2 separate regions of the Mus musculus genome follow, and region 2 is linked to region 1. Evidence: chromatin loops called from intact Hi-C (ENCODE). Cell type or tissue: left cerebral cortex. All regions are shown on one strand. Each heading gives the region's core, and the rest is flanking DNA. Links, peaks and the distances in the headings are about the cores only.

The links. Hi-C counts contacts between places; a loop is a spot of excess contacts. Peaks named below come from ENCODE experiments on the same cell type or tissue, not always from the same donor. Only the 100,000 strongest peaks of a DNase experiment are listed, where the experiment ranks them.
Region 2: a loop joins it to region 1, with 3 times the contacts of the local background. A loop is called at or near these places in 4 of 42 quality-filtered maps.

Annotation. Positions count from the first base shown.
Region 1 is chr7:132,870,469-132,878,468 of GRCm38, forward strand. It overlaps Abraxas2 (BRISC complex subunit), which reads left to right. Exons shown (of 9, transcript NM_198017.3): 4 at 1,104-1,170; 5 at 4,359-4,549; 6 at 6,130-6,249. 1500002F19Rik (a long non-coding RNA gene) reads right to left here. Exons shown (of 2, transcript XR_003946678.1): 2 at 4,146-4,570. Among named protein-coding and RNA genes, the nearest start is that of Abraxas2, 15 kb to the left of the region's middle. In left cerebral cortex, for the core only: no CTCF peak of the experiment used is centred there; no DNase peak of the experiment used is centred there.
Region 2 is chr7:133,634,005-133,646,398 of GRCm38, forward strand. It overlaps Edrf1 (erythroid differentiation regulatory factor 1), which reads left to right and starts at 3,671. Exons shown (of 25, transcript NM_178115.4): 1 at 3,671-3,919; 2 at 4,903-5,111; 3 at 6,676-6,742; 4 at 7,290-7,415; 5 at 9,644-9,768; 6 at 9,989-10,145. The coding sequence starts at 3,809. In left cerebral cortex, for the core only: CTCF peaks have their summits at 2,910 (motif pointing left), 3,851, 4,059 and 5,929 (motif pointing right); DNase peaks (open chromatin) are centred at 2,897, 3,594, 4,057, 4,481 and 2 more places; H3K4me3 peaks cover 2,849 bases; H3K27ac peaks cover 1,584 bases.

The sequences.
Region 1 (8,000 bases), core at 1-8,000:
CATAGCTGAAAGAGGAGCGGGGAAGCCAGGGAAGCAGCCGTGGGTTCATCGGGAAAGACCACCAGGTTTTGGACCACATATCACCTCTATGGATGTGTCTGCTCTGGGCCTGACAGGGTTTTGCTGGACATGCTTTGTCTCACCATCCTGAGTAATGCCACAAGACATTGCAGGTGCAGAACTTTCAGAACAAGGACTTGACTCACACTTAGAATTGAAGGGAATCTTAAAAATCATCCTTGTACTTCAAGTTTCTAACTTAGCAAAGAAGGAGAGGAGAGTAGGTAGGGTAAGCAGTCTATCCTTGGACCTGCAGTGAGGTGCGACTGAGCTGGGGCGGGGGTCTCTTGACCTCCGAGGCAGTTTTTTCCCTGTATCTTGAATGTGTTCCTGCCGGTGGGGCATGTGGTGGGAGGAGAATGGCATTCCTAAGACTATAACCAAGGACAAGGAAGGACCCTCCTGTGAGTATATCTAACTGCTCACATTGGTTTGTTCTGGAGGTGAGCACACTGTTAGAAGCTAGCCAGACTTGGCTTCCAGTCCAGTCTGCCTGTCCCCTTAGCTGTGCAGTTTGGACCATGCTTAGCATATGCAAGACCCTCCATCATCCAGTTGGCTAGCTTTGCTGTCTCTTTTATAAAAACAGCAGAAAGCCTTGTTGAGTTGGGATGAACTTATACCTCAGCATTGTGGCTGGAACATGTAATAGAAAAGCATCCAGCCGAGGGTCTGTTAAACACCCACAGATGTTCATTTCCCCTCATTTCTCAGGAAATGAGTTGCTGTTATCTTTTTTTTTCATAAGTAATTGATACTTAGAAACAAAGTAGTGGAGCCATTTGAAACCATACATTTTGTAATTCCTTGATTACTTTCCACACATGGAAGGAATGCCTTTTGAATGGAGCAATCTCTCAGTATCATTTGATACAAAATGTAGCTCCCCATCGAGAAAGCACTTAGGCTGATTCTCTGTTTACCAACCTTGGAGTCGAAGCACTTGCATCTATCAGGGTTAGATGCTCTGTAGGCCCTGTGGTTCTGTCTATTCACAGTATGATAGCATTTTAATTATTTTTTTTTCTTCTTTAAAAAACCAGTTTTTATGATTATGCGAGCAAAGTGAATGAAGAAAGTTTGGACAGAATTCTGAAAGATCGGAGGAAGGTATGTTGTATGTATTACTTGCTCCAATCTTGACGTCACAGCCTAGCGTGGGAAAGGAAGAACAGCTAGAACCCATGGTATCGGCTTGCGTTAGGGATTCTCTCTTGGTGCTGGAGATCAAACCCAGTACTCGGCCACTGAGCTACACCTGTGAGCAGGCTTTAAAGGTAAATCATGGGCTTGAAATTGTGTTTACACTATGGAGGATGAGTCTTTATAATGTGATCTCATTTACTTAAACTTTGGAGGGGGGGAGCTGAACTTTAATACAGAAAACTACTAGTAGTACATGTGATGGTTTGTATATGCTCTGCCACTGCACTATTAAAAGGTATGGCCTGGTTGGAGTAGGTGTGGCACTGTGGGTGTGGGCGTTAAGACCCTCATCCTAGTGCCTGGAAGCCAGTCTTCCACTAGCAGCCTTCAGATGAAGATGTAGAACTCTCAGCTCTGCCTGCACCATGCCTGCCTAGATGCTGCCATGCTCCTTTCTTGATGATAGTGGACTGAATCTCTGAACCTGTAAGCCAGCCCCAATTAAATATTGTTCTTATAAGACATGCCTTGGTTATGGTGTCTGGTCACAGCAGTAAAACCCTAACTAAGACTCTGGATGGCTCATTCTCTTTAGTTCATAATTTGAAAAATAATTTTGTAGATTTTTAATTTTAAAAATATTTTAGACTCATTTAAAATTTCATACCTATGTAGTGTATTTCTTGATCCTATCCACCTCCACCTCCACCCTCTCCTTTTAGACCTCTCCCTAACATTTGTCTCTTTCATCTTCATGCCCTCGTTGTTCTTTTAACTCACTGAGTCCAGTTGGTGTTGCCTAGATGTCCATGAGTAACCTACCAGTGTCCACACACCCAATGCAACATGGCTGCCCTCCTCCGGCAGCGTTCAGTTGCTGGAGCTCCTCAGCTTCAGGCAAACCTCATAAACGTGAACTAGTTCTATAGTCAAAACAATGATCCTGGAAAATGTCAGTTATTCTGGGCAAGGTAGCATATGCCTGCAATCCCAGAACCTAAAAAGTGGAGAGACTGCACGATCGGGAGTTACAGGTTCTCATTGGCTAAACTGTGATTTGAAGGCCAGCCTAGGCTACCTGACACCTGTCTCAAAATAGCAACATCCACCACCTTATGTCCTAAAATTTTTAGGGACTGGAGAAACAGCTCAGGAGCTAAGAGTGCTTGCTCCTCTTCTACGGGACTCATGTCAGTTCCTTGTACCTACGCTAGGCAACTCACAGCTGCCTGTAACTTCAGCTCCAGGGTATCTGATGTTCTCTCTGGCCTCCAGTGGCATCTGTATACACAATGCACACACATACATACAGAAATTTTTTTTTTAAATAAATGAAGGGGTGAAGATATGGTTCAATGGCTAAGAGCACATCTACTTTTGTAGACAATCTGAGTTCCATTCCCGGAACCCACCTGACAAGTGCTTAGTTAGGGTTTCTATTGCTGTAAATAAAACACTGTGACCAACCCAATTATAGAAAGGTCTTCTAGTTCCAGAGGGTCAGAGTCTGGGATGACTGGACAGCATGACAGGCAGGCATGGAAGCTGAAACAGCTGAGAGCTCATATCTCAAATCAAACAGGAAACAGAATGAGAGTGGCATGTGGCTTTTGAAACCTCAAAGCTCCCAGTGGCACACTTCCTTCAGCAAGGCCATATACCCACTGAGCCTCCCCAAACAGCAACTGGAGACTTAAGTATTCAAATATGTGAGACTTACGGGGGATGTCTCATCCAGCCACTACCATGGGTTTTAGGGTTTGGGGTACATGGCTTGCATAGCAAGGCACTTTACCTACAGTCACATCTCACTAGCCTTCCATACAAGTACTCTTTTGAAAGGAAGGAAGGAAGGAGGGATGGAAGGAGGGAGGGAGGGAGGGAGGGAGGAGAGGAAGGAAGGAAGGAAAGGAAGGAAAGGAAGGAAGGGAGGGAGGGAGGGAGGGAGGGAAGGAAGAGAAGGAAGAGAAGGAGGGAAGGAAGGAAGGAAGGAAGGAAGGAAGGAAGGAAGGAAGAAAGAAAGAAAGAAAGAGAAAGAAAGAAAAGAAAAGAGAAGAGAAAATAAAAGAGAAGAAAAGAAAAGAAAAGAAAAGAAAGGCAGGCAGGCAAAAAAGGGGGAGAGAACAGGCAGGTTACAAGGTGTAAAAAGAAGTCTAGACTAGCCAGGACACACATGAAAGGAGAACACAAAGTGGAATGAAATGCCATCATTCGCCTGTCACTCTGGCACAGAGTTGGATGCACTGGCAGTGTGGTGGAAATGAGGAGGGAGTGGTTGGTGAGTGGAAATTAATGCATCTCAGGTTCATTGTACGTGCATTTACCCGAGTGTCACACACTCATTGGGCAGTCATTTTGAGCCATGTCACAGATGTGGAGGTCAGAGGGTAACTTGTGTGAGTCCTTTTTTTCCTTCTATAGTGTAGATTTTAGATATCACACTCATGTCAGCAGTCTTGGTGGAAAGCCCCTTTACCTCTTGAGCCACCTTACCAGCCCTGCATACTTGATTTTTTTTTTTTTTTTGAGTTAATTTTTGATCATTTTACTTTTAGGAACTTTTTTTTAAAAGATGTATTTATTTATTTATTTATTTATTTATTTTATTATATGTAAGTACATCGTAGCTGTCTTCAGACATTCCAGAAGAGGAAGTCAGATCTCATTATGGATGGCTGTGAGCCACCATATGGTTGCTGGGCTCAGGACCTTCTGAAGAGCAGTTGGTGCTTTTAACTGCTGAGCCATCTCTCCAGCCCTTTAGAAACTTTTTACTGTTACCAATTTTTTTAGTTATGTGGCCCTATATGGGGTCACAACACAGTAAGAAGCTATGCTACATGTGTCACTGTAAATTCATTTTCTAGAATTTTGTACTAATAAGATTGTTCAGCATCTATTTTCCACACCCTACAACTGGCTTCTTTCACCAAGCATGGTTATTTTGCGATGCCTCCATGGTGATTTGTTCTTTATTACTGTATATGATTCCAGTACCCAGGTTATCCATTCACTTATTGACAGAAAGGCTGTTCGTAGTTCTGGGCTCGCCAGCGTAGAGTGGTCACGAACATTTGTTTACAGGGCTCATTTGGACGCATTCTGAGTTAAGTGAGCTCTTAATACTTTGCTGTCGTCTGGTTTTGTTGCAGAAAGTTATCGGATGGTACAGGTTCCGGCGAAACACCCAGCAGCAGATGTCCTACAGGGAACAGGTCATCCACAAGCAGCTCACCCGCATCCTCGGCGTGCCAGACCTGGTCTTCCTTCTCTTCAGCTTCATCTCTACCGCCAACAATTCTACTCATGCTTTAGAATATGTTCTCTTTAGACCAAACCGCAGGTAAACACAGCTTCCCACCAGCTGTAGATAAAAAGAGAGACAGCAGGCCTGAGGGAAGGGTGAAGCAAGGATGAGTATCAAAGCCTGGCTCCCTAGCACCTGTGTAAAAGTTGGGCATGGCAGCCTGCATCTGTAACCCCAGCACTCAGCAAGCAGAAACAAGTGGGTTCCCAGGGGTTTGCTTGCCAATCAAATGAGTTAAAGTGGTTGGGATCAGTAAGTATCCCTAGATGTGTTTGTTATTCTTATCGGTGGACACTTAATTTGCTTCCTTGTGACCCATTATGCAAAAATAGAGTCTGATTATAACTTTAGGACACACAATGCACAGACAGAAATTGTCAAAATGAACCATTATTAGTGATGAGGCTTTTGCACTGTGTCTTTGTGAAAACATTATGTGACCACGTTTTCTGTTTGGGAGTTGCAGAAAGCTTTCCTTCTGAGCATAGGATCAGTAGACAACATCAGTGAAATAGTTACAGTTTGGTAGCTATGCCTAGGATTTCATTAGTTAGCCTCTAGGTTTCTCTTAGGGATCTGTCAATCATTGACATGCAGGCAATGTTCTGAGCCAGAACCACTGCCCTCAAGGAATGTGCAGCAGAGTCTTGCTTTCAGGGAAAGGAAGTTGCTGACCTTGCGTCCAAGATGGCCTCAGCCCTTTGAATTAGCTTACCAGTGTCAGAGACACAGAAGCCTACTGCCAAAACCAAAAAAAACAAAAAACAAAAAACAAACAAACAAAAAAACCCTGACCCTTTTGCTTTTTGTTTTTGAGGCAGAGTCTTGCTCTGTAGTCCAGATGACATGGAATTTGCTATGTAGAGCAGGCCAGCCTTGAACTTGTAGTGACCCTCCTGGGTTGACTGTTTGCTCTCTTGAGATGGTGTCTCCCTGTGGATCCCTCATAGACCTGGGAGTAACCATGTAGCTCAGAGCTAGCTTGTGCAGCTAAGAATGACCTTGAACTTCTGATCCTTCTGCCTCTACTTCCTAAGGAATGCCAAGATTACAGGTGTGTGCCACCTTGTCTGGTTCCTGTGGTACTGGGTATTGAGCACAGGGCTTTGGGCACCCTAGGCAAGTACTCTACCAGCTACACCTACAGCCTTCAATCCCAATCCTTTTAATTTTTAAAAAAAATTTTATGTACGTAGGTGTTTTGCCCTCATGAATTTCTTTATATTACATGTGTGCCTGATGCTAGTGCCACCAGGAGAGGGTGTTGGATCCCCTGGAACTGAAGTTACAGATGATAGTGAGCCATTATGTGGGTGTTGGGACTCAAACCCTGTCATTCCCAATTCTTAAAGGACGATTTTTAAGCCTGGGAGTGATGATACACACCTGTAAACCCAGCAGTGAAGTACTGAGCCCACAAGTTCAACACTTAGCCAGGCAACATAGCAGGAGAGCCAGGTATGGTGACATATGTCTATAATCCCAGCACATGGAGGCTGAAACAGGCAGAGTGTACGTGTGAAGTCAGAATAAGCTATATAGTGAGACCCTGCCTCAGACAAACAAAAGAGAAATGCTGTTTTATTACATGCTGTTTTTCTCAATTCTCCTCATAGGTATAATCAAAGGATATCACTTGCTATTCCCAATCTAGGCAATACTAGCCAGCAAGAGTACAAAGTGTCTTCAGTGCCAAACACGTCTCAGAGTTATGCCAAGGTCATTAAAGAGCACGGGTAAGTTGAAAGGTAAACTGGGCTCTTTGGGGAATGGCATTGCCTTTGTTGATATTTTTCAAAGTGTAAGAAATGTAAAGTCACATTTGTTTTAACTGAAGTTGAAGAAAACCAGGTTCTCTAGGCCATCATCACTATCACCACCATATATCAGAATTTGTTCTTAATAAACTGTAGAAATGATCCCTAAAGCTGAGTGTGGTGACTCACACCTGCAATCCCAGCACCTGAGAGGCTGAAACTGGAGGTGGTCATAAGTTCAAGGCCAGCTTACCAAGTAAGACCCTTCCTCAAGACAAAACAACAACAACAACAAAAAACTCAGCAAAACCAGTCTGCTCTGTAGAGCATGGTAGTGCATTCTTGTAATCCTAGCACCAAGAAAGAAGAAGCAGTGGATTTCTGCTGACTTCCATGCTAGCCTCTGCTACATAGTGAAACCTTGTCTCAAAAAGATAAAAATAAATAAAGATAAAAAACTGAGGCTGCAGAGATACTTCAGTAGAGATTAACTACTTGTGCAAGCATGAGACCTGAGTTTGTATTCACATCCTGTGAGAAAACTGAGAGGGAGGCTGGAGAAGGGGGAGCTCGATGGTTGAGAGCACTGTTGCTCTGCAGAGGACATGGGTTCTGTTGCCATCACCTGCAGGGTGGCTCACAACCACTGTAACTCCAGTGGTCTCCTAGGAGACCAAGTACCCACTTCTGGATTCTGCAGGTACCAGGTATACGTGTGGTTCACAGACATGTGTGCAAATAAAACTAGTTAAAAATAAAAGGCTGGGCTGGGCATAGCACATTTATGACTCCTGCACTAGGAGCACACAAATAGGAAGGTGCTTGGGACATGCCAGTCAGCCAGCAAAACAGCCAAAATGGAGAAGCTCAGGATCTATGAGAGACTCTGTCTCAAATAATAAGGTGGAGAGAAATAAGAGGACACCTGACAGTGACCTCGCCCCTACACAAGCATACACATTGAAGCTCACTTTTATACACACATGAACAAACATACATGTGCACATTTATATACACATGCATACATGCACTACACACACTTAGGCAAACACAGACACACAAATAAAAGAATCCCTAAAAGTACTAATTTTTTTATACTTACTAAAAAGATAATTTAATTTTATTGTATCTTTCCTCAAGTTTTATGTATTATGTTTTTAAAGATTTATTTTTACATTTTACCGTATGTATGTATGTATGTATGCATGTGTGTATGTAGCTGTTTGCCTGGGTGTATATATGTCCATTCATTCATTCCGTGTGCTATGCCTGAGGAGAGCAGAAGAGAGCATTGGATCCTCTGGAGCTAGAGTTAGGGATGCTCTGCTTGGCAGTGTGGGTGCTGGGACCTGAGCTCAGGCCCTCTGCAAGAGCAGCAAGTGCTTTTGACCTTTGAGCCACCTCTCAAGCTGCTTTCCTTAGGTTTTAAAAAGTACAACAGCCAGATGTGGTTGCACACACCTTTAATCCCAGTACTTGGGAGGCAGAGGTGGGTGGATTGTCATGATTTCCACACCAACAGGGACTTCATAATGAGTTTCAGACCAGCCAGGGTTACATAGAAAGACCCTATCTAAAAATAAAAATAGTTTAAAAAAAAAGGATAAACATAATCGCTGGAAAATATTCTGTTTTTAATTAGTGTTCTTTTTTATTTCCTTTCTGTAATTCTATCGGGATAAGCATTTTAGTACTTAGACATCACCTTTGAGTCACAGCACATGCTACTG
Region 2 (12,394 bases), core at 2,732-10,731, 770 kb after region 1:
GTGTACTCAAATATATAAAATAAATAAATAAATATTTTAAAAAAACCAGTGAGTAGCAACTTATTATACTATCTGAATAGTGTCTCGTGTTCAATGGGAGTCTGGAGAGGTGGCTCAGTGGTTAGGAGCACTTGTTGCTCCTAAGATAGACTTAGGTTCAATTCCCAGCACCCACATGACTGCCCACAGCCATCTGTAAGTCCAGTTCCAGGGGATGTGACACCCACTTCTGTCCTCTGAGAGCACCAGGCATGCACATGGTGCACATAACATACATACGGATAAAACACTAACACACATAAAAAAATAAATCTAAAAAAAGGAAACATAGTGTTTAATGGAATACATTTGAGGATACATTTTTTTCCAAAACAATATAAAAATATTACATGCTACAAATAACTAGATGCATATTTTTAAAATAATGGTCTCACTGTGTATCTCTGGCCAACCCAGAAATCACTACATATCAGAGGTCTGCCTGCCTCTGCTTCCAGAGTGCTAGAATTAAAAGTATGTGTCACCACCTGGTAACGAAATCAGTCTATTACTGACTAGCATTTCCCTGAGAGACTCATGCATGGTGAGGGAAATTTTGCAAACTACGAAGCTCTAGCTTACAAACCGTTTCAGAACGGCACAAACCGTGCATCAATATTAACTTCAATAATTGATGACACCGGTGCTACACTACATTGAGCTACTTTATAAGACATTTTTAGCCTGGATTTTGAGTATTAAAATATTTTTGAGTGAACTACATTGTTTTTTGTGTTTCCAACATTTTGAAAGCACTTTAAAATTGACAGTACCAGTCAATTTCCCCTACATTGCCTAAGGGCTTAAACAGCTCGGTTTGCAGGTGCAGAGCCTGCTGCTGGTGAAAAGGCTGATCAGACAGAACGAAGGCCTTTGAGTCCAAAGGCGGCAAGGGAGGCAGATTCAAACGTTGTTTTCTCGTGTGTGACAAACACAGGATAAAGCTGTACAAGTATAAGGGACCAAGGATGTGTGTGAAGAAAACGTGGGGTGTATCAGAAAGGACTTATTAGAGTGACCTGAGCGGAATCTACAAGATGCGCAGGAGTAAGCTAGGGAACTCAGAGAAGGAATCCTAAGCACAAGAAAAGCACCAGCAACTTAGAGCTGTGGTGGCACACAGTAAGTTAGTCATCCACTCCACATGTGTATCCTAAGCAAAGAGGCCATGAGGCACTGAGACGGGAAACACGAGAGCTCAAAGCCAATGCGACTGTCCAGGGAGGCATGTGTGACAGAGACCATCCCAAGGAGACGTATGTTAGGCAAATTCTGGCAGCTGTTCTTGTCCTAACGTTTGAATGATGGGAGGAGTGATCTGTTTCCTCACAACACTGGATTTCAATCACTTACATTAGAGGCAGTGATGATAACTTTTAGAAGCCTACAGCATGTGTTTGATTATGGGGGAAAGGCTCTTAGAGCTGGAGGAATGTATAAACTTTATGTAACCCAGATGTGCCTGGTTTCTCCAGGCCTCAGGGATCACTCTCCTCTCCCAACTAAATTAGTCCCTGCCTGTGTGTGGCTTCTTGAAACCCAGCCCCTGGCCAGACCTTCCTCCATAAGTCTGGGGGCGGCGGGGGGGGGGGGGGGGGGGGAGGGGGGAGGGGGGAGGGAGCTTGATTGGCTTGCCGGAGCCCTGAGCTCTCATGAGCCCCTTGGTGTTGTCAGACTCCTGTTCTGTATACCGAGCTCTCACTTCTGCTTCCTTCATTTCTCCTTTTTGTAGGGTACTAGTAGCACATTTTCCTACTAAGCATCATTAAAAAGGATCCACATGTTAGCATCTCAAGAAATTTGTACAATATTTGAGTCCCGAAGAAAAAAAAACCCACTACTATACTACCTCAGTAAATTCTTACTGATACATCGTTATTAATAAATGACAAAACTGTAAGGTTATCAGAACCTAACTTATATTTGTAGAAGTGTTAATAAAATTAAATATGAAACAAGAAAGAAAAATAGAAAAATGTTAGACTAAATGTAAATCATTTCTTTCTTACATGAATCTGTTCATTTAGAGACACAAAAACAACCAGAGATTTCCATTTCAGAAACAGATGGATTTTCAAATTGGGACCATATTACTTTTTAAATATTTGCTTATCATTTAACATACTATGATGTGCAATTTAATTTTTAAAAATATTCCTGTAAAAAAAAATATTCCTGTAACGTGAGTTAATGGATATACAGGGTTTATTTTTAAGTACTCAAAGTTTAATCTTTTTGTGTTAGCTACATAGGTCTTATTCAGATCTCTGTATTATTATTGTGTGTGTGTTCATGCCACAGGACATGTGACGGCCAGAGGGGAGCTTTCCAGAGTCAGTTCTCTCCTTCTACAGTGGGGTCCAGGGATGACATGGAACTCGGGCCCTCAGTTTTGTTTGGCACAAGCTTTTATGTGACGAGCCTGCTAGCCTCTGATGTAATAAACAACGAAAAGGACAAAACAAACAAACAAACAAACAAACAAAAACTGGCTCTAAATACAGAGTAGTTTAAAAAAAAATCACAAAACATGCTTTAAAGTAAGGATCTGCAAAATATGCACCAAAAAGTTAATTCATAAAAATGTCTTGTTTTGCATGAAAGCAATTTGCAGACTGCATCTGCTTTCTCCGAGAACTCCTAAAGTTTTTCAGTTACTGGGTTTTTAGAGACTAAGGAAAATTATAACCTGGCATGGCTAAATAATTGCAAAGGCCAAAACACTGAAAACTGAAAACGTATACCTCCGTCCTGGCTCAGCCATTAGGAGCACTTTCTGCTCTTGCAGAGGACACAGCTTAGCACCCACAGCCCACAACTCCCAACTGCGTGTAACTCCCGTTCCAGGAGATCTGATGCCCTCTTCTGGTTTCTGCGGGCACTGCATGCACACACGCAGCCAAAGCACTCAAAACACATTTAAAAAAAAAAAAAAAAAAAAAAAAAACCCAAAACGTAATACCTCGACATAAAACAAAACCTTTTACCTCAAATATATATGTTTTATGAGGAATGTAGCAGTTTGTCTGTTATTGGGTGCAGGGTGGAAATGTAGCTCCGAGTGCTTGCCTAGCCTACACGAAGCCCTGGGTTCCATCCTCGGGCAGAAAGAAACCCCAGCCCTCGGGAGCTGGAGGCAGAGTGTCAAGTTCAAGGTCACTCTCGGCTATTTTGCGAGTTCGAAACCAGCCAGGGCTGCATGAGCGCTGCCTAGAAACCGATTAAACAGACTGATGGCTTCTCTCTCCTTGCTTCAGCCCCACTGATCTGAGGGTGCTGAGACCCACGGAGGTCCCCGCGCGTGTGCAACTCGGAGAAGCCCCAAGAGAGCGGCCGCCTGCGAGGGCCTTGATGCCACCAGCTTTGATTACGCGAATACCCAAGGCGGCACCGCCCCACCCCAGCCACCGCGACTTTGACTCAAGTCTCATTAACTGTTTGCCAACAAAGACCGGCCACGAGCGAGGGGGAGGAGCCCGGGAGGCGTGTATCGCGAGAAGTGTCCGCCCTAATGGTGTGACAGGCAACGGCGTGCGGCAGCTCCTGCCCGGACCGCGAAGGAGGAGCCAGAGCCGGAGGACGGGCTGGACCTTTGGGTGAATCTCGCGAGATTTCATCGCGCTACCTCGAGCTCTTCCTGGCAGCCGCCGGAAGTGCGAGCCGCTGAGTGTCCGAGTCGCTCGCTCTGAGGTTCTCCTGCGACTCTGGGCCCGCGTTCCTGTCGCCGCCTCCAGGGCTCGCGCGTCTGGTCGCCTCCCCAGGGTCGGAAATGATGGGGGACCCCAAGGAAGCAGGAGCCGAGGCTTCTCCTTCAGGGGCGGCCGCCCGAGGAGGGCTCAGCCTCCTGTCCCAGGCGGACTCCGAGGAGCCTTCTGCACAGGTGAGAGGCGGCGGCGGCGGAGCGCGACCTGCAGGGGCTTGGGGGGTTTGCGGGCCTGGGAGGGGGACGTGGGGCTTCTGGAACTTTCTTCCACGCCTCCTTAGCACCTCTAGTACGGAATGAATCACCAGGCGAGCCTGTCGTCGGGTGTGCAGGCAGGCGTTTGCTTGCAATGCGCAACACCCCTGGCTTCGCACTCGGCGCCAGTGGACGGGCTATAGAGTGTGTGTGTGTCACAGCCCGCCGAAGGCAGGCAGAGGAGAGAGGGACGGACCCAGGGAGGGCACAGAGAATTTGCAACGCCTGGAAGGGTTCTCGAAGGAGAGTCGAACAGCGGGTCCAGACATTGAGCATGCCCGGGTGGGTGTAGGGTCAGCTACGGAGCTAATGTAGAATGGGATGCGATGAGCTTACCGATCAATCGCTGTGTGTTTGGTAAAAATAAACACGTCCTGCAAATGACGTTTGTCATTGACTTATGCTACTTAAAAATATTCCATTAGAACCGTACAGAAGTCTTGCTCGTTTTACATGCGGTTGACAGGACACAGTTGAGCGCACTTAGTTTCTGAGTCTACATTTTTCTGTGACTCATCGTACCGGGTTGAGTCTTGGCTGGTGTGGAACTGGTTATGCAGACCGGGCAGTCAAGCTGGACGTAGACCTTGCACTGGCCCTTGTGCCTCTGCCTCCAGAGTGCTTGAAGCTTGTGTTTGCAACTACTATGCCCAGATTTTTAAAAAGCAGGTTGGTTGGCCCCTGTCCACTTCTTGATTGATCCTTTTTTTTTTTTTTTTTTTTTTTAGTTTCGTGAAAAACAGCTAAGTAAGCGTAATTTAAGCTTGTTTATTAAGTGTTAGAGCTGACACGCAGCTGAGGCTCCTTGTGAATCCTGATTTGGTGGGTTCTTAATTCATTTTTATGAAAGTGAGATTGTCGTTCCTGGCAGTGTTCATTAAAGCTTCATTCCATATGTTATTTAGGGATCGGCCTTATTTCTTGGAGGCAACGAAGTGAAAAGCAGAGCTGTGGTAAAATACTCTTCTGCCCCTCCTCGAACAGCGTTTGCACGTCTCGAAGAAAAAACAGACTTGAAACTCCCACCTGCCAACTGGTTACGAGAGAGTGCCAAACTAGGGCCAGCAGGAACCACCATTCTTGGCAATAGTAAGAAAAGCAAGCCGTTTTCAAGGTAAATTTTAATCGCTGGCATTTCTTTCCCTCCCTCTCAACCCCGGCTCGAAGCTCTGAAAGCTGCTTCGCAGTTCAATTGGAGATGCATGTTCACTTGCTCAGATATTTTTAGTAAAAGAATATAGTTGTCATCCAAAGTCCATGGTACAGTAAGAAGATTTCAGAGGTACATGCTTTCTTCCAGGCTGCAGCATGTCACGATAACGTGTACACGTTGACTGCTCATCAGCTGTTTTAGCCTGTTGTGTCTGCTTTCATATGTGCAAATAGGATGGTATGCGAGGGGCAAGACTTAAGCTGCTGCTCGGCTTGCCCTTTGGAGTGTTTATTAAATATGATGGAGTATTTGGAAAAGCCTGAGGTTTAAAACCCCAAATGCTGGGTAACCTACACCCTTGACCCACACTGGAAATTCTACTGGTGGTTTTTAAAGTTGTGAGTATTTGGGAGTCTTATGCTGTGTCTATATTCTTGTAGGCTGTTTTAACCGTGTTTTCTTTTTCCTCCCCTGAATGATTGGACTTAAAACATTTTTATATAACTTATATAAAACTTTATATAACACAGAAAGAGCCACAAATGCATTAATACCCTGAGCTAGTAGTTTAGAGATTATCCTAGTGCCTCAAAAGGTAATAGCTTTGCTTACAAGTTGATGTAGCATTTTTGATACTGTGAAAAGTCTGAAAATGACCACATATTTCGACTATTTTAAAAATGGCTTAATTGTATTAAATGTGGTGAGTTGGTTTCAGTAGTTGTGCTAGATTTTTTTCTTTTTTAATATTTATTTATGTATTATATATAAGTACACTGTAGCTGTCTTCAGATACACCAGAAGAGGGCATCAGATCTCATTACAGATGGTTGTGAGCTATCATGTGGTTGCTGGGAATTGAACTCAGGATCTTTGGAAGAGCAGTCAGTGCTCTTAGCCATTGAGCCATCTCTCCAGCCCTAAGATAGACACTATTAACTGTTTGTACATGAGAAATGAAGGCTAACCTACTTGCCCAGAGCAGATAGAAAATCATACATGCATATGCAGTCCTGATTAAATGTCCTGACTCTGCCACCTACTAAGGGGAAAATGGTGACATCCGTTGCTTTGCAACCTTATAGATGAACTTGGTGATTTGAATGAGTTAGGTGCTTACCAGTTTTTCATTTTCTCTTTAAGCTGAGTTGATTTTAGGTACAATTTTTTTTCTTTTATTGATGTTATATCTTTATATGTTATATCCATACATGTTAACATATTTTTCTCATTTTGTTTTTCTTCATATGTGGAATTAAATCTTGAACTGTTTTGCATCAGAGAGGTTAAGGGTTTATGCTCACACTGACTGCTTTTTGCAGTTCTTACTGTCTCACTAAGTTGAAGATGCATTTTAAAGATGTGCTTCATTTTCTGTGTACCTAAGAAGAAATGAGAAGTTGGCAGCCAGATGGCAGTGGACTTCTTGATTTCCAAATGTGAGGTGTGCATGTCCTAGAAGCAGTAGACAGTTTTACTCTGTTCAGCCTTCCATCTGTGGCCTCTTCCTTCCTTCCTTCCGTAGTTTCGGCATGGCGTATGACTTCATTGACTCGGTGGGAAATGATGTGGATGTCGTCTCCGACTCAGAAGTGAGTGTTTTCACGGTGACTTTGGGGATATGCAGTGCCGCAGGGGAGGGGAGGAGGATGTTAAAACGTGTTATGCTTTACAGTCTTGCTATCAGCAATGGAATAAGACAAAGTTATGTAATTATTCAATACCTATGTTTGCTTTAAAAATGCTTTTTATCTCCTCTAAGAGGAGGATACAATTCCAAAACAGTGGGACTAATAAAAAATATGAATACTGTTGGTTGTATTTTAACAGTAATAATTGAATATGTTTAGAGTTATTCTGTGTCTATTACCATTTGAGAATTTAAAATGGTATACTAGTAGCTGTTGTCCTCCATCCCTATAAAAAGGAATTGTACTGTAATAGAATATGTAATAGTGTTGGGCTGCACTTACATTGACAGTGTAACTCAGAGTTTAAAGCTCTGCCCTCTATATGATTATTATTACGAAAAGTCTAGTTTGTGTAACCTTAAATAAGGCTTATTAAACTTCAGATTGAATGAAGTTAAACTCCATAAATTCTGGGTGATACTAATGGGGCCTCTCTAACTCTCTTAAGAACATAAAAAAGCTCCTGAAGATTCCCTACAGCAAGTCCCACGTGAGCATGGCTGTGCACCGCATAGGAAGGACCCTCTTACTAGATGAGCTGGACATTCAAGAACTCTTTATGAGGTCATCTCAGGTAACTACTTCATGCAAAAATCATTTAGAAAAGCACTCTCTTAATATGAAAGTGTGGTTTTGTTTTAAGGAAATGCCAGAGTCGGGCTAAGAGCACTTGCTGGGCAAGCACAAGGACCTGAGTCAGATTCCCAGACCTTGTCTAAAAAGCAGAGCATAGTCATGCAGGCCTGGAGCCCCATTACTGTGGGGAGCTGGAGATAGGATGGCTAGGGCTTGCTAGCTTGGCAGGAACCGGATCAGGAATGACAAAAAACAACCTTGGGGTACAGCGAGATAGATGGTGATAGAGCAGGACACCTGACAACCTCATCTGACATCCAAAACAGACCTGCACGCCTGAGCATCAAACACACGCATATGTACATATTCATACTTAAAACAGTTTTTTTTTAATGCCAAATTGGAATTGTAGCTGAGTACTTCAGCAATAAAGAAATGAGCTGTTTGATCAGAGACTTAAAAATAGAGAAAAGCTTTGTTAAAGACAAAGCATCTGGTCATGGTTGGTGGAATGCAACCAACCTCAGGCTGAGGAGACAGAAGCAAGAGTGAATCTCGAGTTCAAGGCCAGTCTGCTGTATGTAGAGTTCTAGGACAGCTGGGCCTATATAGAGAGTCTTTAAAGGGGGGTGAGGGGGGAGAGAAAAGAACAGAGAAGAAACTTCGTATAATTTTTAGGTGCATGATGGACACATCTGTGAACCACATGGCATGCCTAATAACTAGGGAGGCCAGAAGAGGGTGCTGGATCATACAGATATTTGTGAGCTACCACTTGGGTACTGGGAACCAAACCCAGGTCCTCTGGAAGATCAGTCAGTGCTCTAAACCATTGAGCCATCTCTCCAAACCCATTTTTTTTTTAAGCTGAATGTAAAACCAGGATTCTGTCTTTAAAAGGATGAAGTCAGTTTTTAAAAGAAAGGATTGGTAAATCTGTGAGATTAAAGGAACTAATTGTTTTTGAAAATTCTTTTAATGTCTATTATAGACATACTCTGGAAACATGGCTGGCCGAAACGTAAACAACGTTAAAGAGCTGTTCCTATGAGTATAACTAATTATACGAGTTGATTTCTAGCTTCTCAGGCTGCTGGTCCGTAGATGCTTTCCCCCAGGTGATAAGGACAGTTGTGACTTCTCTAGGCCTACTTGATGCTTGCCTTCCTGGGCTGCTGACAAGTACTTGATGGTTCTGCCTGTCTGTACTACCTTTTAAATATTCCTACACAGTGCTATTTTTGCTTGAACCTATCTTCATGCATGATAGATAAGTGTTCTGTCACTGAACTGTACCCATGAACACCTCTTTCCCCAGACAGGGTCTTGCTAATTGCCCAGGCTGGCCTCTAACTCACATTGTAGTTCACCCAGGTCTTAAACTTGTAATTCACCTGCTTCAGTCTCCAGGTAGCTGCGATGACAGACCTGCCTACCAGTCCTAACTTCTCCAATGCTTGGATAACAAAAAATAAGTTACAAGAAATTAATTTGATAATATAGTTTCTTTAGAAAGCAACACAGTGCAGCTTGTGTGTCCTGTACTTGGTCAGATCTTAGGGTGACAGTGAACAAGTCACAGCCCTTGCTCCTTAGTTCAGTGTGGTTGTTGAGACACACATAGGTACTTTGATTAAAGTGTAAAGCGGGGCCTTCCTCGGGCAGCTGAGAAGGTACTGTAGGAAAGGATTTCCTCTCCAGGCCTAGCTAGAAGAGAAACGTAGGAGATTCTTAGATGTGAATTGGGTGCAGAAAAATCAAAGTGTTCTTTCTATTGTTCTTCCTATAAGTGCATGCTCATGAAACAATCTGTAGAAACTAAAGAATATCTGCTTTTAGCTGAGAGCATTGGGTGAGTGAGAATCGGTGTCTTGCTTGTCACAGAGAGGAAACATCCAGCAGAAGAGCAGGAGGGACGTGAGTGTTGTTCTGGGTGGGTGCAGAAGCTCCATCCTGTCACCCTGTCACAGCACAACTCCTTAGAGCCAGGGTGAGACTCTGCTTCCCTCATGATGACCGAAAAGTAAAGAGAGAGAGAAGGGGCCAGGAGTGCAGGATCCTTTCAAGGCCACACCTCCAGAGACCTAGCTTCCTTCCTCTAAGCTCTGCCTTCTAGAGGTTCCTCGGTATCTTAGAAACACCATTGGCTGTGGGCTGAGCTTTCAACACAGTGTCCAGTATTCATCACACGTGTGCATATTTGTTCGGTAATGTCTCGTTATTCAGACTGGTGATTGGACATGGTTGAAAGAGTTCTATCAAAGACTGATCGATCAGAAGTGGCAGAGGAAGAAGAAAAGCAAGGAGCACTGGTATCAGAAGGCTATTCTTTCCAAGTTCTTGTACTACAGGTATTTGACTACTGTTTATCTTTGTCTTAGGAAAAATCAGATTCTGTCCTAAAATTTACAGTTTGAATAGGGTAAAATTTGCAGTTGAAGTTTTGCTTTGTTAACACTAACTATGTTTCTTATAGACAAGATGCATGCTTGATTATAGAGTCTGTTTTATACAGACAGGTAGGCTGTAGTATGATGTGTCACGTTTTCCTCTCTATTTCCGGTTGACTAGCATCAATGGTGATGGAGCTGCGCAGCCTGTCCCGTCTCCTGCAGAACAAGAAGAGTCATCGAGTTCTCAGCAGACACATGAGTCTGAAGGGGCCGCCTGGCCTGCTCCCTTTGAAATGCCCTCTTCCGTGTCTGAGGATCCCAGTGCTTCCAGTCAGGTTTGTCAGTCCTTGGATCTGATTCTGTGAACTCACTCAGGAGAGCAGAGCTGAACTAAGCAGGTGATGAAGAAGGGTGAGGGGTATTCACTCAGCCTCATCTCAGGGTTAGAAACAAAAATGCATTTAGCTTTCCACAGTAGAATATCCAGCAGTTAACATGAATCAGGGTTAGATTAAATAACACAAAATATTTTAAAGTAGTCAACTGATTTTTTTTTTCTCTTAAAATTGAGTACGACTGAATGTAAAGTGTATTTTTAACTCTAGATATGTACTAAGTACCTGTCATGCATTGAGTGATAGGTGTGCCTATAATTTAGGTTGTTTGGCCTAAATTGGATGATGTTCCTCCTGGAAAATGGATTTGGCCCCACATTATCATATAAAGATTTTTAAATATTTTTATTTTATATATATGGGTATTTTGCCTGCATGCACAGATCTATGTGCCAAATGCATGTCTGATATGATAGATCTCCTGAAACTAGAGTTCCAGGCAGTTGTGAGTTCCCATGTGGGGTTCTGGGAATTGAACCAGGGTCCTCTAGAGTAGCAGGAAAGTGTTCTTGACTGCTTAGCCATCCCTCTAAGTCTATGTGACGAAAGAATAGACTGTTGTCTATTTTATTTATGTTTATTTTATGAATATGGGTGTTTGCCTGCCTGCATCTCTGAGTAGTACCGTGTGCATGTCTGGTGCCTACTGAGGCCACAAAAGAGTATTCAGTCTCCTGGAGCTAGCGTTAACTGACACTTGGGAGCTGCCGTGTCCATCCTGGAAATTGGAGCCAGTGCTCTTAGCCATCCCTTCAGCCCCTAGTTACTTGTTTTTAACTTACTCTGTCTTCCGTAGGATGAAATAACACTGTAGATGCTAATTTGTGGCATTTCTGTTTTTAGGAAGATACACTAAAATGAGTCAAAAGAAATAAAAGTAGACCTTTTTACCCAAACCAGGCACTATTGTGGATGCTGACAGGAGCCTAAGAGAGCTGTCTCCTGAGAGGCTCTGCCAGTGCCTGACAAACGCAGAAGTAGATGCTCACAGGCATCCATTGGACTGAGCACAGGGTCCCCAATGAAGGAGCTAGAGAAAGGACCCAAGGAGCTGAAGGGGTTTGCAGTCCCATAGGAGGAACAACAGTGTGAACCAACCAGTACCCCCCAGAGCTCCCAGGGACTCAACCACCAACCAAAGAGTACACATGGAGGGACCCATAGCTCCAACCACAGAGGATGGCCTTGTGGGACATCAATGAGAGGAGAGGCTCTTGGTCTTGTGAAGGCTCGGTGTCCCAGTGTAGGGGAATGCCAGGAGTGGGTGGGTTAGCAAGGAGATGGGGGGTGGGATAGGGGGGTTTTCGGAGGGGAAATGAGGAAAGGGGATAACATTTGAAATGTAAATAAAGAAAATATCTAATAAAGCATTTTTCCAAAGGGAAAAAAAGTAAACCTTCTAACTTGGTAAATTGGGTTTTTGTCTCGCTGTATATTGTCATGGACTGAACATGAATTCAGTCAGATTGGCTCAGTCTTTACACATAACAGACTTGTAAAAAATTAGCACATCTAACTTGCTTTTATTTTTTTTAAAAAAAAGGCTAACTTGATTTTAATTTTAGAGATTTTAAAGTAGAGAAGGCATTCCATAAAAGTACGTATTTAAATTTGAGGTGTTTGGTTTTTCCCCAAAGAGAAAACATCAAAGGAAGGAGGTGCTTAATATGCAAGTCACTTAGTGGTTACAGGAAGAAGTAGAGGCGTATCGTTTTGTATTCGGTACTTGATGTGTTTTATTGCATGTGGCTGTCTGTAACCAGAGGATTCTTAGAACTCACATTACAGTGGCTAGAACAGTGGCTGCGTAGGTAAGCTCACACTGCTCTTGAAGGTCTGCATTCCATACCATCACCCACGTTGGGCAGCTTGCAAATGCTTTAACTCCAGCTCCAGGGGAGCCTTTGTGTTCCTCTAAGTCAGTGGACTGAGATAGTTCTGTGAAGGCAGCAGCAGGTCCATGTGTGCATCTCAAGGCCAAAGGAAGAGCATCAATGTTCTTGGTGACAGCTGCCTAGCGGCTGCAGTGCTGTGGTGTGGCATACTGTGTTCACCCAAAATGTGGGTATTTTCTAATGTAGTCCAGATTCTGGGAAGAAGAAAAGGATAGGGCTACAAAAAAAGACCCTGTCTCAAAAGAAGGAAGAAGTAGTTTCAATATTAAAAAATGGGAGGACATTGGATTATAC